Regions from separate parts of the Homo sapiens genome. Here region 1 is linked to region 2. A link is a contact called in ENCODE Hi-C or POLR2A ChIA-PET data. All regions are on one chromosome and are shown on one strand. The core of a region is the stretch at or near the end of the contact, and the rest is flanking DNA. Distances in the headings are between cores, read along the strand shown.

The links. Hi-C counts contacts between places; a loop is a spot of excess contacts on that map. ChIA-PET counts read pairs that join two places held with the same protein, here RNA polymerase II (POLR2A). Pooled maps may share reads with other maps.
Region 1: a loop to region 2 is called in a map of CD4-positive, alpha-beta T cell, with 2.6 times the contacts of the local background. The contact joins two enhancer-like sites. A Hi-C loop is called at or near these places in 4 of 168 maps with a recorded cell type or tissue (CD4-positive, alpha-beta T cell, ascending aorta, chondrocyte and 1 more) and 7 of 50 pooled maps. POLR2A ChIA-PET finds 5 or more read pairs at or near these places in 4 of 52 experiments (Caco-2, MCF 10A, OCI-LY7 and 1 more).

What each region holds. Positions count from the first base shown.
Region 1 is chr12:123,982,753-123,985,452 of GRCh38, reverse strand. All of the region lies in intron 2 of ZNF664-RFLNA (ZNF664-RFLNA readthrough), which reads right to left. The region is part of intron 2 of ZNF664 (zinc finger protein 664); the gene reads right to left. Among named protein-coding and RNA genes, the nearest start is that of ZNF664-RFLNA, 11 kb to the right of the region's middle. RefSeq lists an enhancer at 1,121-1,190 and a silencer at 1,381-1,440. Within about 2 kb of position 1,437, at least 6 of the 41 ENCODE cell types and tissues checked have a DNase peak (open chromatin) inside an H3K27ac peak, as active enhancers do.
Region 2 is chr12:123,741,078-123,743,812 of GRCh38, reverse strand. It overlaps ATP6V0A2 (ATPase H+ transporting V0 subunit a2), which reads right to left. Exons shown (of 20, transcript NM_012463.4): 10 at 1-28. Among named protein-coding and RNA genes, the nearest start is that of DNAH10, 20 kb to the left of the region's middle. Within about 2 kb of position 1,437, at least 3 of the 41 ENCODE cell types and tissues checked have a DNase peak (open chromatin) inside an H3K27ac peak, as active enhancers do.

The DNA of each region.
Region 1 (2,700 bases), core at 188-2,687, 240 kb before region 2:
TGACGTGTGTCAGAATAGTAAATCAAAAATCAGTCACATTTACTCTCTCCTGCAAGAACTCCCTCAAATGTCATGAATAGACCTAGACATTTTCTTCCTTCTGGTCAGATTCTCAATCTGAGAAGAGTAGGAAGTGGCACAAAAGTTACATGAAACTTAGATCTTATATTCTGAGATGATGGTGTTAAAAACAAAAAAGCAAAAATAATCCTTTCTAGAGTCATTGTTGATTACAGCTCTAATTTCATATGCACAGATAAGTGACATGTGTTCTCTGGAGCCATCCCCCGACTAAGACCAATTCACTCTTCTCACTTTCACTACTGAGCTCCTCCACAGCATCTATAATACCTTCTGTGTGCACCTCCCACACACCATTCTGTACCCCCACCCCCACTACAAAACTGCTCTCAGAGTCAAATCTTGGGGCCGTTCCTCCTGCCTCACCCTGAATCCTAGTCTACGGTCTCCTCGGCTCCCAGTTCCCTGCACATTCTCACTTTTCCTCTGGCCTTGCTGATTGTGTCTGCCATCTCACATGCCTATGCCTAAATATAGGAGTCCTCCATACAGTATGTCCTGTCTCCATTTTTTAGCTCAACTACCTGCTTGGCTGGAATGATGACCATTTCCATGATGATGATGCCACAGTTTCTTAACACAGTCTTTTCTTCTTACCTGTATCTCCAACTGCCTACTAGAATTATTTCCCCATCATCCCACGATAAACTGAAAATCACTACTTTGACAAACTCAAAGTCCCTATAAAAGGCAACTTCTTCCCTCAACAGATCTCCCAGGCAAAGAACTTTGAAACCAACTCTCTCCTCCTCCCCGGCCCCCACACCCCTTTCAACTGTTTTCTTTCTGTGCTTGTTTCTTCCCTTCAGCATTTAAACACAATGCAGAAGTCTCCCCCAACCTTAAGGAAAAACAGCATTTAATCCCAGGCCTTCTCTAGCTACCCTGTCTCCCTGGCCCCACCCTCCATTTCCCCATCCAGACCTCTTAAAGACTGATTTTTCCAGATTTCTATTGCTTCACTTCCCACTCATGCCTCAATCCAACACCACACCACCGAGGTTCCTCTCTCATTGTCGGCCTTCTCTTGGCCAATCCAAGGGCACTTTTTGTTCTTTATCCCACTGGACATTACTGGCCACACTCCCTTGGCTCCTTCTGTGACCCTACGGCCTCTGTGTTCTACACTCACTGCATAAACCCAGTATTATCAGTTGGCCGGGCAAGCTCTTGTAAACACTAGTTCATTCCCATGAGTTCCATCTCCCCTCTCCTCTGCTCCTAACATCCACACCAGTTTCAACCATCTCGCCCACTGGTTCTCAACTCTGGCTGTGAAAGAAAGCTTTGCTAGGAGTCCACATTTCAACTGTTCACAAGGCCTCCAGAGGGCACTCAAACACCTGCTCAGAAACCTCGGCTCTTCACACTAAGGAGTTAGGACTTGAAATCAATGTCACAATGGGTTACTACCTCTAGTTGCCAAGCATCATGAAAATGCATGCAACCCGCTTTGTGCAGGTTCTCTGATTCTAACTGTGAGTCTGGAGGCTTACCACAAGGTCCTAGTCCTATCACAATGTAAAGTTATAGTATTAAAAGTAATTTATTGAACATCGGTTAACTGAGAAACTTGACATGTTTTCTAGCCAACACCGAGTACTTTGAATCAATGAAATATTCTTAAACCCCCATCAGGCTCAATCCTAAACATATTTGAACTACACATCCAAAAGTGATATTTTGAAAGCCAGAGGGACATACAGGATTTACTCTGCAGAAGAAAAATGGTTCCAATTATTTCTATGAACTGTTGTATTGTTAACCTAAGTGGCAGAGTTCATCATCTTTGGGACAGGGGTCTGCTCTGGCTATAAAGGCTTCCTCACAAGCTCTGTCACAATATCATAGAACACACTGCAAAATAAGATATGGAAATAACCTATGATTATTTTATGAACTTTCAGGGGTATGAAAAATAAATGAGTTCTAGAATAGCTTTACTGAATTTCTTATAATGTATCAAGTGACACAAGAGACACTGTGTATTTCAGAATCAGAATAAAGGTGTAGAAATGTTTTAGCGTTAAAAAGCAATACGAATTATATTTTTAAAATTACATTTTGAATGCTTCTGCTACATCTTCAAAATTAAATTGTATTTTAAAAATTCTCTTCTTTCAGTGTCTTACAAATGAGTAATCATAGCCATTGGTTCCACCTTGTGACTCTCCCACATGGATTAGCTGTAGCACAACTTGCTTGCTTTCTTTTTTTATTTTTTTGAGACAGGGTCTCGCTCTGTCACCCAGGCTGGAGTACAGTGGCGTGATCATGGCTCACTACAGCCCTGCCTTCCAGTGATGCTCCCACCTCAGCCTCTTAAGTAGCTGGAACCACAGGTGTGTGCCACCATGCCTGGCTAATTTTTGTATTTTTGGTAGAGACGGGGTTTTGCCATGTTGCCCAGGCTGGTCTCAAACTCCCAGCCTCAAGCCATCTGCCTGCCTTGGCCCCTCAAAGTGCTGGGATTACAGGCATGAGCCACCATGCCCAGTAGACACAACTTTCAACCTGGGCTGAAAGACTTCAATTTGCTAAATCTAAGATTCACTCCTGATCCCTTTATTACATCTCTAGGCCGTTTGAAACTACTGCTCCTGTCCATTCTTGAAACTT
Region 2 (2,735 bases), core at 188-2,687:
ATGAGGGGATTGTAGCACCACTCTCTCTCTTCCACATAAACAAGGAAAGATAAAAAATTACTATCCAAGAAGAAAATAACTATCCATATTCAACGAATCTGGGTTACTGCTTTGTTTTTTGGTTTTTTTTGGTGGTGTTGTTTTGTTTTGTTTTTTTTTGAGACGGAGTTTCACTCTTGTTGCCCAGGCTGGAGTGCAATGGTGTGATCTCGGCTCACCGCAACCTCTGCCTCCCAGGCTCAAGCGATTCCCCTGCCTCAGCCTCCCTAGTAGCTGGGATTACAGGCATATGCAACCATGCCCGTCTAATTTTGTATTTTTAGTAGAGACGGGGTTTCTCCATGTAGGTCAGGCTGGTCTCGAACTCCCGACCTCAGGTGATCCACCTGTCTCAGCCTCCCAATGTGCTGGGATTACAGGTGTGAGCACCGTGCCCAGCCTTGTGTTACTGCTTTGGCAACGCTGTGTGTGTGGCTTTGGTGCAGGATTAATCTCCACTCAACAGGGTCAAGAGCAGCCAGAGGGCCTGGAGGAAAAGTCCATCTGTGAGGAATCAGGGGGTGGCAAGGGCGGCACTTGGGGCCTGTGGCCTCCAAGAAGGAAGGGTGAGAGCAGGACTGAATGCGCCGGAAGTGAATGGGGGCTGGGGAATGCGGGGCACGTGGGTATGGAGTCGGCTCAGTCACTGACAGAAAACCGACACTGAGTACTTTATCTCTTAAAAACGGTGAAGAAAGAGGAAGTTTGAGACAACTGCAATATACTTAATAAAAAAATGAGAAAGGCAAGAATAAACCAAAATGTCAACATGAATTCTATTATGGCAGAATCATAAATATAACTTTATCCATCAGTGTTTGCAATTCTTCTGAAATGCATTATATTGATTTATAATGAAAACACTTTTAAAATAAGGTAAACAGGTTATTGACAGAATAGTAGATTTTCTGGTCAAAATAAGTCTTTTTTTTTTTTTAAAGAAGGAGTCTCGCTCTGTCACCCAGGCTGGAGTGCAGTGGTGTGATCTCGGCTCACTGCAACCTCTGCCTTCCAGGTTCAAGCGATTCTCGTGCCTCAGCCTCCCAAGTAGTTGGGATTACATTGCACACCACCACGCCTGGTTAGTTTTTGTATTTTTAGTAGAGACGGAGTTTCACCATGTTAGCCAGGCTGGTCTCGAACTCCTAACCTCAGGTGATCTGCCCACCTCGGCCTCCCAAAGTGCTGGGATTATAGGAGTGAGCCACTGCACCCGGCCAAAATGTGTCTCTTAAAACGTATGCATGTAATGGGGTTCTGGGGAAATTCTCGAGGGTGGCACAGCTTTGAACGTCCCCAAGTCCCCTTCAGAACAGAAAGTGCAACCAGCTAGCAAGACCTAAAGCCTACGGATGGCATTTACAGCCAAACCACGTCCCCACAGTCCCCAAAATACAAATGGGTGAGGAAACCACCAACAGCTACAAGACCTACCCAGCAGCCTCCAGAGCAGAGGATGCAAGTAAGCAATGTGGCCTCCAAGGGGCCTGGGCCAACAACACCAAAAATGGCCAGAAAGAACCTCCCTGGGAAAGCAGAGGAGGCCAAACCACAAAAAGCAGCTGGAACTGGGAAGAGTTCTGTCCAGTCCAAGAGTAGGCGACGGCACAGGGGCCATGGGCAGTGAAGTCTGCAGGGGTTGGGGCAGGGCAGCCCAGTCCCTAAACTCACGGCACTGACCTGCCAGGTCCTCCCCTGTTGAGCGGCCACACGCTGAGGAGAAACTGCTGGGAGTGAGATCAAAACTGAGCAGGACAGGAACGAAAGAGAAAAGACAGAGGAGTTCACAAGAGAGACACAGAGGACATCTCAGATCCAGGACCCGACGTGTTTGCATTCAGTACACAAAAAATAAAAAAAAGAAAAAACCATCAGTGAGGTTAGGATCGCTATCCTGAACCTGCCATCTTCTAAAAGTTCCTTGAGTACCATAAACATCTGCCAGAAAACTATTTTCATGTAAATATACATTTATATTGCTTGTGTAATAATATAGAATCTCCTTGAGCAGGACAGGCATGGTGGCTCATGCTTGTCATCCCAGCACTTTGGGAGGCTGAGACAGGAGGGTCACTTAAGCCCAGGAGTTCAAGACCAGACACCGTCTTTTGTAGAGACCCCATCTCTACAAAAAAATATAAATAACTAACTAAATAAATAAATAAATTAGCCAGGCATAGTAGTGCATGCCTGTAGTTCCAGCTACTCAGGAGGCTGAGACGAGACGGGAGGATTGCTTGAACCCAGGAGTTTGAGATTGCAGTGAGCTACGACCATTACCACTGTTCTCCAGCCTGGGAAACAGAGTGAGACCTTGTCTAAAAAATGAATTTCCTTGAGCAGCTAAGCATCTTCACCATGTTCCATAAATCTTTTTTTTTTTAAACCTCCGCCTCTGGGGTTCAAGGGAGTCCCGTGACTCAGCCTTCCAAGTAACTGGGATAACAGGCACGTGCCACCATGCCTGGCTAATTTTTTTTCTATTGTGTATTTTTTGTATTTTTTAGTAGAGACAGGGTCTCGCCATGTTGGCCAGGCTAGTCTCAAACTCCTGGACTCAAGTGATCCGCCCGCCTCAGCCTCCAGAGTGCTGGGATTACCAGCGTGAGTTACCGCATCCAGCCTCAAAAGTCTAATTTCATTTAAAAGTGAGCAAGAGGAGGGAGAAGCCCAATCTTACATAAGGTCATAAGAAG